Regions from separate parts of the Mus musculus genome. Here region 1 is linked to region 2. The links are chromatin loops, found by intact Hi-C in ENCODE. Cell type or tissue: gastrocnemius. All regions are shown on one strand. Each heading gives the region's core, and the rest is flanking DNA. Links, peaks and the distances in the headings are about the cores only.

The links. A loop is a pair of places that touch in the nucleus more often than their neighbours do. Peaks named below come from ENCODE experiments on the same cell type or tissue, not always from the same donor. Only the 100,000 strongest peaks of a DNase experiment are listed, where the experiment ranks them.
Region 1: a loop joins it to region 2, with 2.7 times the contacts of the local background. A loop is called at or near these places in 13 of 42 quality-filtered maps.

The regions. Positions count from the first base shown.
Region 1 is chr9:118,067,008-118,075,308 of GRCm38, reverse strand. It overlaps Cmc1 (COX assembly mitochondrial protein 1), which reads left to right. Exons shown (of 4, transcript NM_026442.3): 3 at 97-187. It overlaps Gm51660 (a long non-coding RNA gene), which reads right to left and starts at 1,658. Exons shown (of 2, transcript XR_003948090.1): 1 at 1,623-1,658; 2 at 1-337. It also overlaps a transcript of Azi2 not described here. In gastrocnemius, for the core only: no CTCF peak of the experiment used is centred there; a DNase peak (open chromatin) is centred at 4,679.
Region 2 is chr9:118,484,658-118,492,984 of GRCm38, reverse strand. It overlaps Eomes (eomesodermin), which reads right to left. Exons shown (of 6, transcript NM_010136.3): 6 at 6,853-8,327. The coding sequence ends at 7,973. Gm33460 (a long non-coding RNA gene) reads left to right here and starts at 3,206. Exons shown (of 5, transcript XR_871343.1): 1 at 3,206-3,384; 2 at 3,707-3,901; 3 at 4,048-4,211; 4 at 5,644-5,815; 5 at 6,086-6,741. In gastrocnemius, for the core only: CTCF peaks have their summits at 3,127 (motif pointing right) and 4,563; DNase peaks (open chromatin) are centred at 4,576, 5,106, 5,737, 6,000 and 2 more places; H3K4me3 peaks cover 2,229 bases.

The sequences.
Region 1 (8,301 bases), core at 302-8,301, 420 kb after region 2:
TCCACCATGGAATGTATACACTATGGACAATGGATTCTAAGTGAGAGGCTGTTAGAACTTTAAAAATCATGTTAATGTAATTTTTTTTTATTTCAGATTTTACCAGATGTTGCAAGGACTCTGGGATCCTTATGGTATTAAAATGCCGGAAAGAGAATTCTGCACTGAAAGACTGTCTAACTGCTTAGTAAGTTGTCACCTCAATGCTTGTGGGTCTGTGACTGCACAAGTGTGTAGTAGGAGGGTGTTATTAACTCATTACCTGTAATATGTTCTGTACCTCTGCCCACCAAATTCTTCATGTTGCTGGTAAGACATCTGTATGTTACAGGTTATTCTAAGAGAAAAACATTTAGGGAGGGATTTAATAAAACATTATCTTTGGCAGAATTGGCTCTATGATTTTCCACATGGCTTAACAAATACTTTTTCTGCAACAGGTTGGTTTATAGAATGAGTATAGCCTGCTTTTTAGTTCTTCTATTGAAAAGCAACTGAACGAGATGATCCCTAGGAACTTTTCAGCCTGGCAATTTGTTGAATTGTTGTTTCAACTCCTGGAAAAGTTGCAACAAATGATATGGAAGCTCTAAAAGCAAATTTCAATTTTTGAAGCTTTATTAAATCATAAAAGGGCAGGCTTCCCATGGCTATCAGCCAAACATGGCATATTAAGTTGAAGTAAGACTAGGCACCTCCCCCGTCTTTAGGTTGGAGGAGGCAACCCAACAGGAGGAAAGGGTCCCAGGAGCAGGCATACGTGTTAGAGGCAGCCCCTGCTCCCACTTCTGGGGTCCCACAAGAAGACCAAGCTACACAGCTGTCTCCTATGTGCAGAGGGCCTATGTGCAGGGCAGCCCCATGCAGGCTCCCTGATTGTCGTTCCTGTGTCTGTGAGCCTCTAGGAGCCCAGGTTGTTTATTCTGCCCCCATGTTTGGCTATTTCTATCAACTGCTGGAGGGAGCTTCTCTGACGACAACTGGGTTAGGCACCAATCTGAGTATAGCAGAATTTTAGGAATCATTTCATTGATTTTTTTTTTCTTTTCTTTTTTCAGTCACGTTTGGTTCTATCCTAGGTCTCTCCAGCCTTTAGTTCCTGGCCTGTCAGGCAGTGTCAGGAGTGGGCTCGTTCTCATGGCATGGGTCTCAACTGGACCAGTCATTGGTTAGCTACTCCCACAATTTTTGTGCCCGCCCTTACCCCAGCACATCTTGTGGGCAGGGCACATTGTAGGTCGATGGCTATGTGGCTGGGTTGGTGTTCCAGTCCCTCCCCTGGAAGCCTTGCCGGGTTACAGGCCATGGCCATTTCAGGTTCTGTATCCCGCATTGCTGGGGCCCTTGGCTGGTGTTGCAGATCTCTGGGGGTTTCCATTGCACTGGGTTTGTAGCTCACTCCTTAGAGGCCCCCACTTCCAGTTGTCAGTTCTCCCTCCCTCTGTCCATACTCCTCCCACCCCACCCCTGCACCCATGATGTTAGTTCGAGTTCCCCTTCCCAGGGAGGTTCACAGTCTTCTCTTAAGCCCTCCTTGTGACTTAGCCTCTCTGGGTCTGTGGGCCTTAGTATTATTGCCATTTACCTTACAGTGAGCATATACCATAGAAATGAGTACGTACCATGTTTGTCTTTCTGGGTCTGGGTTACCTCACTCAGGATGATTAGTTCTTTCTAGTTTCATCCATTTGCTTGTAAATTTCATGATGTCATTGTTTTTTTTTTTAGCAGCTGAGTAATATTCCATTGTGTAAATGAACCACACGCTCTTCAGTTGAAGGGCATCTAGGTTGTTTCCTGTTTCTGGCTATAGAGAATAGAAGTTGTTCCACTAGTTGAGCAAGTGTCCTTGTGATTTCCAAAGTGGCCGTACCTAACCAATTCTTTTTATATCAACATTTTAGTGCCATCTCCATGAGTACTTAATTGTACTTCCTCAGCTCTTTCTGTTAATTGGTTTTGAGATAGGGTCTGGACGTGTAGCTGTAGCTAGCTATCTTGGAATTTACTATGGAGCCCAAGATGGCCTTGAGTTTGGCCTTGTCCACTTGGCCTTTGCCTCCTGAGGACTGGAATTACATTTAGGAGCCACTCCTCCCAGATTAGTTTTTCTAAGTCTTTAAATGACAGTATGCAGATGTAGTGTCCCATGCCTTTGAGCCCTGTACTTGGGAGGCTGACCTCTGAGTTCCAAGACAGCCAGAGCTACATAGTGAGACCCTGTCAAGGAAAATAAAGCAAAGAAGAACGTAAGCAGGTTTTACTGAATGCATTTGTCTCCCCCCATATGTGTTTATTGTATACATTACTATATACAGTATTGACAAATAATATCACAATATTTTCCTAAGTTGTTAATTGGTAGTTGTGAGATTTTAGTTTTGGCAAGCTGTTGGTCCCTCTTGTGTTTTTCCGGCTGCAGCCAGTGAAGCACTACTGTGAGCACAGTGTGTGATGCCGTCCTAGGCGAGTAAACTGAAGGAGAACACTTGTGAGTCCCTTGCGGATTAACCACAGGGCTTTAGAACGCTACCATGGGAAGGACGAGGCTACGCAAACCGTCTTCCATCTCTGCAGTTACAGATGAGGAAGCCAAGAGTTTGCATGGTTTTCTCCGAGGCAGTCTCGGCTGCGGGTGGCTGCTGGGCAGGAACTGCAGAACCTGGTGTGTGTCGTTTTAAAAACCACGGTCCCTGTATTAAGTAACTTTGTATATAAATGTAATTTTGGTAAATTTTTAAATAATTGATTAGTAGGTACTAAAACAAACCTGGTGAATCAAAAAAAAAAAAAAAAACCAAAACGTAAAAAGCAACAGACAGATAGACAGACAGACAGACAGACAGGCAAGCCCAGGTCCACCTTGCCCAGGAGCTGCTGCACTGCCAGCCCCTCAGGCTCCCTTTTGTCCCACCTGGCTTAGCTCGGATTGCTCTCAGCCATGACACACAGCTTTATTACTTTAAAACTTGCCTGCTAGGCACCGTTGTGGGGCACAGATAACCACCACCAGGAAGGGTGTGCCCTTACCAATTTATTATCTCTCCTTCTTCTCCTGCCCTAATCTTAGTGGCTTTTTCCACGTAGTCCCTGTCAAACATCTTTGTTCACCTGCCTGGAGAGAAGGCCGAAGGCCGGAGCTGCCCCCAAGGTCTTACATGGTTGCTGTGTCCCTTTTCCTTCAAAGCATGGCAGAAAGCAGGAAAACCTCCCTCCTTCCTTGCCTCTGCCTGTTCCTCCTGGGACCCAGAAGTCCCATCTGTACCTCTGCCCAGTAATTGGTTCTCAGCCTTCTTTAGTGACAAATTCCGAACCTAGTAGGGAACGAGACATTAGTATCAGAACCTTCCCTTACAGGGAGCCCTTTACTTTAGAGGAGAGGCTCCCTCTGGTCATGTTTCCTAGTGTGCCTCAGATGAGCGTCTCGTCCTCTTAAACATGTTTTTGTAGGAACACAGATATTTTACAGACGTGTGATAAACTAAAGCAGCAAACACACTTAAAGAAACAGAAATGAGTGTAGCTCAGGAGAAGCCACAGGTGTGCTGCTTCCAGGCTCTGTAGTGGAAGGTGGACGAGAAATGAGGACATGATTGCCCCTTGGTACAGTCGGAAGGTTTCCTGTAGATATGAGGGAGAGCACAGAAGATGGAAGTGGGCCATGAGAGGAGGGTTGTTGGAGAGAGTGGACCAAGACAGATCCAGGGGAGGAGCCAGCCAGGAGCCTAGAGATGATCAAAATGGCTAAGTTATGATAGGGAAGAGAAACTAGGGGAGGGGAAGCGAAGCCCAGCCCCCAGGAGGGAGAGGTTTAGGATGGGGGGCAAGTGAAAAGAGCTGGGAGGAGCTCCAGGTAAGGAGTGAGACTTGTCCCAGGTTCCTCTGGGACCTGATTATAGTGTTGTTAATGAGGTTTAGTGAGTTGCCTCACTTAAAGGAGGGTCTGCTCTGGCTAGAGTACTGAGTCCTACAGAGAACAGGAGGATACAGGGAGCCTCACAGAAAAAGTGCCAGCTGAGCAGACCAGTTGGTCTGAGCCCTGTCTTTCCCTCTAAGAACAGCATGTGCTACATTGAGAGAATGGAGAGCTACCTGCCCAGAGGGCTACAGACCCTTGAAGGAGGCTGGCACGGCACAGCCTTCACTAGCACACAAATCCACATTGTCTGGGCAGATGGGAAATAAGTGTGTTAGTTAGAATTGAGACAGGGAACCCATGCCTCTTCTTCCACAAAATGCAAGCCCACCTCTGTCGTAGTTCAGGGGCAGAAGCCATACACTGCATGCACATCTAAATCCTCCATTGCTGTATTACTATACAGCACCCTCGAGGGTGACAGGAAGCCCTGAGATGAGTGAAGCGCAGCCCGCCACATCACATAGGCTTTCAGTGGCTAAACGGCCCTCACACACAGTCTGCAGATTTGTGCTCTCCATGGAGAACAGGTCCAGGCTGTCAGCCTGAATTCTAACCTGGAATGTTTCTGGATGTGTAGGCATCTGCAGAGGCCAAAGAGCATCCTAACCTAGTCCGATTCATCCGTTGGTCATTGATAGAAACTATGGTCCTTCCTGTTGGTGTACAGGAAGCTGGTGAGCAGTGTGGAGTCCTGGTGACAAGCCACCACTGCTCTGTGTATTGGAGACCATCTGCTCAGCACTTAGTGCCTGAGCACAGAACCCTGGTCACAAGCCAGCTGGAATTTCTTCCCTGAACCTCAAATTTCCCTTGCCTTGGTGACTGCCAATGCCAGTGTGTGCTTCCTTTGTGACCTTATAAAAGGCACCAGAGCCCTTTAACAGGAAGGAAAGCGATGTTTGAGCAGTGGATCGCCTGCTCCTGCGGTAGCAGGACACCTTCGTTAAGTCCATACCTGTGAAAAGCAAGTTTCCCCCAGAAACTGCAGATGCCTTTCCTAGACTCCCTCAGGTGATGTATGTGCTCAGCAGTGTGAGAGTCAAGTCCAGTTTCCACAGGTTGAGGCTGTACACAGAACAGGTCAGCTCCTGAAGGCCTTGGCCGGCCAGTCCAGAATTATCATGGGAAATGAAAATTAAAGATCTGCTCCCAATATGAGTTTCCCTTGGCCAGGAGACCATTCTTTGCATGTCACACAGGATTGTAAGGTACCCTGTGTCCCACAGTGCCCATTCTAGGTATGTTGGGTATGTGGGGGAGTGGGGTGGGGATGTCCCTTGGATACACAAAGACCATACTCCATGGAGTCCCTCTGCTCTCAGCCACTGGAGAGGAGGACATGTCTGATTCCATCCATCTTGCTTGATCAGAGAACCCTCTGCCTTCTCAGCCTAGAATCTCAGATTTTTCTCCAAAAGTGCTTTGAGAATGCCAGAGAGTAGAACATGACGATGCATGCTTATAATCACAGCATGCACAGCACTCAAAAGTGTGAGATAGGATTGATGCTAGTTGAAGGCTAGGCCAGGCTACACAGATTCAAGAGGTGCAAAGTACGGGGGCAGGAGGTGTTAGAAGAAAAAGGTATGTGTGGAGCCAGTCATGAAATACATTTATTATAGAAATTACAACATGAATATTTTCCTCGGGAACTGCTTTGTGTACTATAAGATCACCCTGAGTAGCACTTGGGTAGCCATAGTGACAGAACAATTGGGAGGAGGTAGGGGTTGGAATAGCTGTTGTTTTGTCTAGCAGTAAAACACTGATCAAAACAAAACAAACAAAAAAAAAGTTAAGAGATTTGGAGTTTGGTAAAGTTAGAGTGGGGACTTCTAGTTGACCATGGTAGAGATCTGATGGATAGGTAAATGTTTTCAACCCTGTAGCTCAGATCTGAAATTTGTTACATTGTTTTACATATGTATTCTCCAGAGGAACAGAACTGACAGAACACATCTACTTACATTAAAAGGAGGTTAGAATGGCTTACAGCCTGTGGTCAAGCTCGCCCACCAAAGGCTATCCTGACAGAAAGGCCAGCAGTTGCTCAGTCCTCGAGGCTGGCTGTCTCCGCTGGTCTTTGGTCGCTGTTGGATTCTGGAGAAGTCCGTTCCAACTGCCAGTGAAGGAAGCCTCGGCAGGAGGAGAGATGGGCTTGCCAGGGAGAGTGAGGGCAAGCAGGCAAAAAGCAAGGCTTCCTTCTTCCATGTCCATTGAAAGACGCTGCAGCCAGATGGTGTGGCCCAGACTTAGGGTGGGTCTTCTGACCTCAAATGATCCAATCAAGAAACATGGCTCCCAGGTGTGCCCAGCTGTTTGGATTTTAGTGGATTCTCGGTGTGGATGAGTTGACAACCTAGGTTAGCCATCGCAAGTTGTCAGTCTGACACATAATCACATCTCCTTATGTAATTTTTAGTTTTCAAATGAAAACAAAACCAGGTCACAATTATGTTTAACATGACATCATTATCCCATGCACAACAGCATTATTTGAAATAACTGAGAGTTTTACTGTCTGTCTGTCTGTCTGTCTTTCTTTCATCCTTTCCCACAAGGACCTACAGCCTTTTAGAAAGGTAACTGTTCACTGGGGAAAGGAAATAATCAGACTTTCCAGAGTCTATTGGATGTAGGTTCTGAATTGACACTGATATTGGGATACCCCAAGAAGCATTGTGGACCTCCAGTTGAAGTATGGACTTAACGGAAGGTGGGTGACTCCTGGTGTTTTGGCTGACATGGAACTCAAGTAGGATCCTGGGTTACTAGGAATCATCCTGTGGTTATCCCCAGTCACAGAATGTATACAAGTTGTCAGAATTCTTACATTGGTTCCATAACTGTGGAGTGAGAGCTGTTATGTTTGGAAAGGCCAAATGGAAACCAGTAGACTGCCTCTACCAGGGAAAGTAATGAACTATAGAGCGCATCACGTTCCTGGAAGAATGGCAGACATTGGTGTCACTATGAAAGACTAGAAAGGCTCAAGGGTGGTGGTTTTCATCACATTTCCCTTTAATTCTATGTGGCCAATGCCAAAGACTGATGGGTAGTGGGAATTGACAGTTGTCTGCAAAAACTTAGTCAAGTAGAGTCTTAGTTATTACTTTTCTATTGTTGTGAAGAGACACCAGGGCCAAAGCAACTTATATAAGAAACCATTTAATTAAGGGCCTCATTTACAGTTCCAGAGGTGAGTTTGTGACCATCATGGCAGGGAACATGGCACAAGTGGGCAGGCAGGCAGGCAGGCAGGCAGGCATGCATAGTACTGGAGCAGTAGCTGAGAGCTTCCATCTTATCTCCTAATCCTTCCCTAAATAGTACTACCAAGGAGGGATCTAGCATTCAAATGTATGAGCCTATGGGGGCCATTTTTCATTCAAACTGCCACAAGTAGTGGTTCCTGTTGCAGCTGTGGTACCAGACGAAGTGTGCTTTCTTGAACAGATTGTATCACCTGGTGCATGGTATGCAGCTGTTGATCGAGCAATGCCGTCTTCTCTGTACCTGTCCATAAGGGCTATCAGAAGCACTTTGCTTTCAGTTGCCAAAAACCAGCAGTATACTTCTATAGTTCTACTTCAATAGTATATTAACCCTAGCCTTGTGCCATAACTTAGTGTGATGGGATCTCGATCATAATGTCTGTAATATAAAATATCACACTGGAGCACTATATTAATGACATTATGCTTATTGGACCAAGTGAGCAGGAGGTAGCGGCCACTATGGACTTTTTGGTAACCATATGTGTATTAGAAGATGGGAAATAAATCCAACCAAATGTAAGGGCTTTCTACCTAAGTGGAGCATTTAATCCCACGGTGTGGGGTGTACATACAGAGATATTCCTTCCAGGGTGAAGGATCAGTTAATGTACCTGAGCCTCTCCGCCCTGAAGAAGGACGTCCAATGTTTAGTGGACCTAACTGGATTCTAGAGACAGCACATTCCTCACTTGAGTATGTTACCAAGTGACACAAAAGCTGCCAGCTCTGAGTGGTATCTGGAACAGGAGAAGGAGAGGCTCTTCAACAGGTCCAGGCTGCTGTGAAGGCTGCTTTACCACTTGGACCATATTATCCAGAAGACTTCATGGTACCTGAGTTACCAGTGGCAGATAGGGATGCTGTTTGGAGCCTTTGGCAGGCCACTTTGGGTCAACGACAGAGGAGACTTTGGGATTTGGAGCGAGGCTTTACTCTCATCTGAATACAGCTATTCTCCCTCTTAGAGACAGCTCTCGGCCTGCTATTGGGCCTTACTGGAAACTGAATGTTTGATAATGGGCCACCAAGTTATCAAGAAACCTGAGCTGTGCATCATAAGCTGGGACACAAAGTCTTACACGCACAGCAGCACTCCATTGTCAG
Region 2 (8,327 bases), core at 61-8,060:
GTCTATATGTCTGTCTTTTCTCTGTCTGTCTTTCTCTCTGCTTCTGTGTGTGTATTTGTCTCTCTTTTTTCTCTGTGTGTCGGTCTCTGTCTTTCTGTCTCTCTCTCTCCATCTTTCTGTGTGTGTCTGTCTCTGTCTTTCTCTATCTCTGTCTCCCTTTTTGTTTCTCTCTGTCTCTGTGTATCTGTCTTTCTCTGTCTCTTCAGAGCCTGACTTACGTAGCTCTGGATAGCTTGGAACTGATATGTAGACCAGCTAGCCTCCAACTCACAGAGATCCATCTACTTCAGCCTCCTGAGTGCTAGGATTAAGGTGTGCCCTACCACTCCTGGCTTGATTTTATTTTTTTTAATACTATGTTTTGCCTGCATATGCCATGTGCTTGCCTAGTGCCTGGGGAGGCCAAAAGAAGGTGTTGGATCCCCTGGTACTAGAGATACAGATGGCTGTGAGCTGCCATGTGGGTGTTGGGAATTGAGCCTATCGTAGTAGTTACATATCTGATAAAATACCCTGTCATAAAGCAATTCAAGGGAGAATGTAGAAGTTAGATCCAGTTCTTTCTCCCAGTCCCATGCTCCCAGAAATAAGACTCAGACTCAAAACATACTTACATATACTTTGGCCATATGGCTAGGCTCTTCTATGGCTAGACCTAACTTAAAATATCCCACTTATTTTAGCCTACATTCTGCCACAAGTCTGGTTACCTGTGGTCAGGTACCATGTGTCTAGCTCCTCACATTTTCTGGGACAAATCTCCCTCTTGGCTCTATCTCAGAATCTTTCTCTCTACAGGAGAAAGAGTTTATTGTAGCTTACAACTCCAGGTTATAGTTCATTACTTGTGGAAAAGTCACAGGGGCAGGAGCTTGAGTGGCCTGGTCACATCACATACTGTCAAGAGTAGAGAGAACTAAATGTATGGGTGTTCACTTGCTTGCTTGTGCTCAGCTCTGTTTCTCTACTCCCATACAGTTTTGTGGGGGATGGAGGGGAGGCGGCTGCTAGGGAATGATGCTGCCCACAATGGGCTGGGTTGTCTCTTATCGGTAAGCTTAATAAAGACACTTCACCCACAGACTTGCCCACAGGCCAACCTAATGTCCCTCACTGAGACTTTCTTCCCAGGTGATTCTAGACTGTACCAAACTGACAATGAAAGCCAACCATCATAGGCACTTTCTCTATACTGTTCATTTGGAGCCAGTGTTCATTCCGTGTTAGAAACAAATCTGTAAGAGCCGTTGGGATTGCTAAAGCTCGGAAGTACCAGGCTTACAGTTTTATTTCCCCCATATTCTCTCTCTAGTCATGAGATGCAAATATGCACGATTGTAAGAAAGCTTACAGGAGCACCCATCAAACACAGATATCCAAAAGATTCAGAGCCTGAGAGAAGACTGCTTTCAAGGGAAAACATTGGGATGATAAAATTTCCGATTACCATGCAGTTTGTCAGTCACTCTCTGCTTTGCGCCTAAGTTGTAAATACACTCCATTATGAAAACGCTTCTTAAAGCAATTCTGAAACCCAGGCAGGTGGGGAGCTCCTGCAGTGGGACATGCCTGCATTAAAGGGTGTGGGGTGGGATGATAAGGTTTTCAAACACCAGAATGGGATTCTTCTTTGTAACTTCCCTTTATACGATGTTCATAACAGTAGTTCTGAAGCAGAGGGACTCAGAAGGTGTCTAACTGTACATGATCTTACATTCATAAAAAGTTACATTGGCTGGTGTACTGGCTAGTTTTGTGTCAACTTGACACAGCTGGGGTTATCACAGAGAAAGGAGCTTCAGTTGAGGAAATGCCTCCATGAGATCCAACTCTAAGGCATTTTCTCAATTAGTGATCAAGGGGGAAAGGCCCCTTGTGGGTGGGACCATCTCTGGGCTGCTAGTCTTGGGTTCTATAAGAGAGCAGGCTGAGCAAGCCAGGGGAGGCAAGCCAGGAAAGAACATCCTTCCATGGCCTCTGCATCGGCTCCTGCTTTCTGACCTGCTTGAGTTCCAGTCCTGACTTCCTTGGTGATGAACAGCAGTATGGAAGTGTAAGCCGAATAAACCCTTTCCTCCCCAACTTGCTTCTTGGTCATGATGTTTGTGCAGGAATAGAAACCCTGACTAAGGCAGCTGGGGAGCTGCAATAGTTTCTTTAGTGGTTAAGTGTGCTTGCAGCTCTTGGCATAGAACCCAGTTCTGTTCCCAGTGTCCATATCAGATGGCTCACAAACACCTGTAACTGCAGCTCCCAGGGATCTGATGCTATCTTCTAGGCATGCACACAGTATACATGGGTATGTGGGGGCATGCACTTAGAAACAAAAAATAATCCTTTTTCAAACTAGAGATATATAAAATAGAGACACACGTACACCTGCAGCTATTGCTGCTCTACTGACAGTAGCCAAGCCGTGGGTCAGCTTAGGTGTCCATCAACAGATTAGCTAATAAAGAAAATATGGTGTGTTTACACAACATGGAATTACTCAGGCATGGAGAAGGAAGCGTGCCATTTACAGGGTTGGAACTAGAGGTCATCGTCTGGAGAAAAATAAACCAGATACAGAAAGACAATGTTTCAAGTTTCTTCTCACATGCAGGAACTAGGACTAGGAGCAAAGAAAATGACCCGGATGGTACAGGGATCTTTGGGAAGGAGTATGTGGGTGAGAGATGGGGATAAAATGTAGTTGGGAGGATGGCATGACTGAAGTGTATGTTTGGAAATGAACTAGTGAAGTCCCCTAGTATGTTCAGTTAACATGCAATAACGATCATTGCTGTAAAACAAACTAGGAATTTAACCCAGGCACGGTGATGCCTGCCTTTAACCCCAGCACTCAGGCAGCAGAGGCAGTCCAAGAATAGTCTGAGGCCAGCCTAGCTACAGACAAACCCTTCCGTGTCACCCTTGCATGAGGAAACAAACCTGAGCGGCAGACATTGCAGCCAAGAAAACTGGTGTAAGGGTCTAAATCACGGGCTCCTTCCCTATTCTAAGAAGCATGTAAGCTACTGTAAGCTGGGATGAACAAAGATACCTACACGGGGTTTGCCCTCTGTCTAGTGGGAAGAAATCGGTTTGTTTTTTAGCTGGGAGAGTTACTCGCTGTGGCCACCAGATGGCGGAGAGCACCCGCGGCTGGAAGCAGAGCGGCCCAGGCAGGGAGCTTTGGGAAGTCATCCACACCCCGAGACCCGGCTTTGTAAACGCACGTTTTGGGTGTTTGAAAGGGTTAGGGGTGTGAGTGCTGCCTAAAATAAACAGCTACCCTGGCGGGCATCGGCGGCAGAGCTTCATCTGGCACTGAGTACTCTGGGGACCCAACTTTTCTCTTGGAGAGCTGCATGAGTGTGCTCCATGCACAGGACCAAAGAGGTGTGTGAGGTTCCCCCGAGGTGGCTCACCCTTGTAATCTCAGCATACCGGAAGTGAGGAGGGGGATGACCTTGACTTTGAGACCAGCCTAGTGTGAGAACCTGTCTCAAAAAATGAGAAGCAGGAAGATGAAGGGTTCAGAGTCATCCTCAGTTAAACCCCCCACCCCGCCCCAAGCCCCAGCCGAGTTAAAAGACAAGCAGGGCTGCTCGAGGCCCTGTCTCAAAAAAAAAAAAAAAAAAAAAAAAAAAAAAAAAAAGAAAGGAAGGAAGGAAGAAAAAAGCAAAGTGAAAAGAAGGTGTCTGCCACTTCACACTTTCAGACTGTGATCGCTTAGCTTGAGCGCTGAAGAAATGAAGCCCACCTTGGGCTCGCCCAGGCGGCCCTGATGCAAGCCCGGAGCGAGCCCGCCTGGTGTCTGCGCAGGCGGGAAGGGATCCGGTTAGCCTCATGGACCACAGCAGGACGGGTCCTCTCAAGTCAGTCTCAAGCTGTTGTCTGAAATTCCAAACTTGAGGTATGAGGGTGTGGCTGGGAGTGTGGAGGGGTTCCTTCGGGTGCAGCAACAATAGGGTTTTGTTTGTTTGTTTTTTGTTTTGTTTTTTTGCTTTTTGTTTGTTTGTTCTTTTCAAGTGCGATTTTAAAATTCGTCTGGTTGTTTAGAAATCTCCACCGGGTGAAAGCGTGATTTTTGAAATCTGAACACAGCGGAGTGGAGGACAATCGGAGGCGCGTCCCAGGAAGCATGTGGAAGCAACGTCCGAAAGTGTAAACAGCCAGGACTTTAAAGCCAGGAAGTTAGTGTCCCTACCGGCGGCAGAATGTGGGTAGAGTATCTGGGACTTTTCCATTCGCCAGCATTTCCAAGACACCTGCAGGGATCTCTCTCTCTCTCTCTCTCTCTCTCTCTCTCTCTCTCTCTCTCTCTCTTCTCTCTCCCTCTCTGCCTCTCTTTTTCTCTCTCTGTCTGTCTCTCTCTCTGTCTCCTCCTCCCTCCCTCCCTTTCTCCCTCCTTCCCTCCCTCTGCCTCTGTTGCATGTCTTCCCCCCACACCCACCCTCTACTCGGGTTTGAGCCTCCCGCCTTCTTCATTCCGGCTTTAAAGCTTAGTTAGAAAGGAGGGAAACAGGGTCAGACTAACAGGAAATTTGGAGCATCAGCACCCCTTGAGGTTGAGTCATAAATTACAGCGGTGAGCCCGCTCCAACCGCAGCCGGAACACCGGTCAAGATGAAGGTCAACTGACCAGCAGCTTTCCCTTTGGACCCCAAACTCTTTTGGGGTTCTTCCCGCCTTCCCCGGTTTTCCTTCCAGGTATCGGAAGTATCCTCCCGCCCACGCTCAGGGGCACAACCCTCCACCCAGTAATTCTTGACCTTTGCACCGAGGCATAGAAAACCTGCATCCACCGAGAAGTAACCTGCGCCGGGATGAGGGAGGGAGCGAGCGAGGGAGGGAGGTCCTGGTCCGAGTTTCCCCCAAAGTAAAACAAGGAATACGGGGATTGCTGACGCGCTTTTTTATACCTTTCCTTTTTATCTAGAAAACCAGACTGTTTAGCGACGAATACATATTTCCAACCACGAATCTTTTTGGGTTTGTGCCGAGTTTTACTCGTCCGGTTCAGTTTGTCTGTTTAAGTGAATGTTTTTGTTTATAGCAAGAGCTGAGGACAAGCGAACTTGGGCGACCCGGCAGACTCCTCCACTCACCCCCAGCCGCTCTTTCAGCCTCGCGCCGGCGAACGGCCCTGTGCCCGCGCAAAAGCGCGCAGGGCCCGGGTGGGGAGTGTAAACAAGCCGGCCGGGTTCCCAGACCTTGATCTTTATTTAAATGGAGGCTTGTTTATCGGTGTCATCCTAGGAGGATTAATTAGATACATCTCTTCACAATTTGGTGTCTGACACTCCATCTTAGGAATGCCTTATCACAAGGTGTTAATTGGGGCCACTCAGCCATTTACGTTTCTATTAAACACTGTGAGGGACTTTTCACAAGTACCGGATTCTTTTTACTGTACGGTGCAAAAATATACAAGACTTGAAATAGACTAGGGCCAGAGTCCTCTTTATCCCGGCGTGCGATTAGCATTTTCTTTCTTTCTTTTTTTTTTTTTCTTCTTTTCTTTTTTTTAAGACAGAAACAGCAGAGCATCATTTGACACTCCAGATACACCAACCGTTGGACGTGGGTGCAGTAAGTTGGTACTGACTAGGTTGGGCCAACTATACGTCTTTCTCCCAAATCCCCTGCCCACAGGAACACATTAAAAAGCAAATCTCTAGAGACTACACACACCTGGCATTCTGGGAAAAGTCGGGGCGGCTTTGCCAAAGAGTCTTGGAAATGCGGAGTTTGTGGGCCCCCCAAGTTCGTGGCGGTGCTCTGGTCCCAGAAGTTTGGAGGACGGGAAAGACTGTCCACAGCTCAGGTATATCTTCTGGCAACCTTAATTGGGCGCAGAAGGGGAGGAGGGCCCGCCTGATTGCTTGCCTCCCCACAGCTAATCCTCTTAGCAGCTGCATTTCCGCGCTCCGCAGTTAAAATGACCCTCCCAGCTAGACCTTTACCCCAGGATGAGAAGGGGCTTCAAGGGTTTGCAAGCTGGGCTTTAAGCCGTCTGCAGATAGCCCGGCGGGACGTCTGGCAGGGGGCGGGGAGAGCCCTCTTCCCCTAACTGCTTAGTCTTCCGCACACCTAGGATTCAGTGAGGGCCTGGGGTGCCCTTCCCCGTCCGGGATTAATAACTAAAACCGTGATGCACCGCTGTCCAGATGCTGTTTGCAGAACTGCAGTGTACCAGACAAATGGAATACTTCTTTGTGGCTGCCGCGCCCAAATCCTGAGTCCTGGATGAAATTTAGCTGAGGGTAAGGCGAGCGAGGACATCCACGGAAAACCGTAAATGGGCGCAATAGGGTGCGCTAACATCTCGCCGCTGCGGTGCTTAAGGGACCCGGAACTCTCGAATGGCCACGGGGGTTCCCATGGCGCTTACGTGGGTCTACGAACTGGTCGCCTAAAGTAAACCCAGGAAAAGAACTAAATGACTAAGGGCCAGGGGGGAGGATAGGAAGCTAGGATTAAGCCTGCAGAGCACAATCTTGCATCTCCAGGGCAAACACTCCTTCCCCAACCCCAGCCAACACCCACTGTCCACACTTCCTAGTGGGGCGAGGAAGTAGATCCTGTTCATCTGTGGGGTTGGGGAAATAAACAGAAGCACTCCCTGCTCACCACTCAACGATATCAGTAGCTAGTTAAAAGATTATAGAGCCTTCTGTGGAGGGGGAAGGGGTGTGTGTGTGTGTGTGTGTGTGTGTATGTGAGAGAGAGAGAGAGAGAGAGAGAGAGAGAGAGAGAGAGAGACTGAGAGAGAGAGAGAGACAGAGACAGAGACAGAGAGAGAGAGACTGTTCACTCTGGAAAGGGGGCAGAAAGAAACAGTTAAATAAATAAAATCCATAGTACAGAAGACAGAGCTATACCTGGTCCCTTATTGAACCACATTTATTAAAAATGACTTATGACTGTACATAAAAATTCAGAATCTCTAAAAAGCCTATAGGAACTGTGACATCATACTGCAATTTTTTTTTTCACATTTACTGAAGGGGGAAGTGGGGATGACCAAGGAAAGAGGATTAAGCAGGGTTTTTCCTTAAGTGTGTAGAAGCAAGTACGGAGGCAGCTGAGTACTTAGCGAAGTGGACAGAATATCTCCAAGATATGAATCCCTCCTCTTAACTGCAGTTGTGGTTTTGCAAATTCTTTACAACGCCAAAGCACCAAATTTACATTATTTTTATCTGATACCTAGGCAGTTGAATTTGTACAATATATTCCAGAATATTCTAAGGTGTCTAAACATACAATTGTACACTTAACTTCTCCCTTTCTTTCTGATCCTCCTGCCTTCTACAGGTCATCCCAGCCACACAGAGCCAGCCCTACAACAAATGGTTTATTCCAAAATTCTGCAAGGAATTGAAGGCAGTGAGTACTAGCTAGCCACTTAAACATCAGTTTGTTTGTTTGTTTGTTTTCCCCGCTTGACTCTCAGGCTCAGCCTCTATAGGCCCTGGCAGAAGATATCTGTGAAGAGCCCACTGTTAACTCAAGGTCCAACCCTTCTCTTCCCGAAGCAAAAATATTTTAACCCTCTGGGCTGCTGTTTGCTTAAAGATTTATGAGTAGAAATAAGAGCCAAAGTTTGTTTTGTTTTGTTTTTTTCTGTCATGTTTTCTTGTCTTTGAAATTCATTTAATAGCACCGGGCACTCGTTCTTCATAGCCTGCTTTTTCTGAACATTTCTCGTTTCCCATAAATGAATCAATCCAGCACCTTGAACGACCTTTTCAGTTTTAAAAACACTCCTGCGTCCTCCAGTCACTTTAAAACCAATGCTAGGTCTGCTTCAGTTTAGTTACCTGCGGCCGTGGCAAAGCTTTGGCGCCTTCTCTCAGAGAATTGCACAAAACAGGATACATCAAAGGTGGAAGGCAAAAGTCTTTTTGGTAACCTAGGCAAAGAACACAACAAAACACCACCAGGTCCATCTGGAAAGGTTAAAGGTTAAAATAATGCTCTAGGGACTTGTGTAAAAAGCATAATAAGCCCCCATGCCTTTGGAGGTGTCTTTACTGTACTCTTCAGTGTTAATGTCCTCACACTTTATGGGGGGCGAGTTTCCATTGCTGGGGGTGCTGGGAGACAGGCGCTTTCTCTTGCAAGCGCTGTTGTACACCCCGGAGTCGCTGGAGTCTAGAGACTTGATGGAGGGGGGAGTCTCTATCCAGGAGGAACTAATCTCTTCTTTAACTTTTTCCTTGGCAAGCTGATCTTCTGGGAAGACAGGTGGGCTCATTCTGGATGTCCATGGTAGTCCAGCTGCCATCTTCCTCTGATAAGCGCCACGGCCTCCCCACCCTGCCATAGCAGGG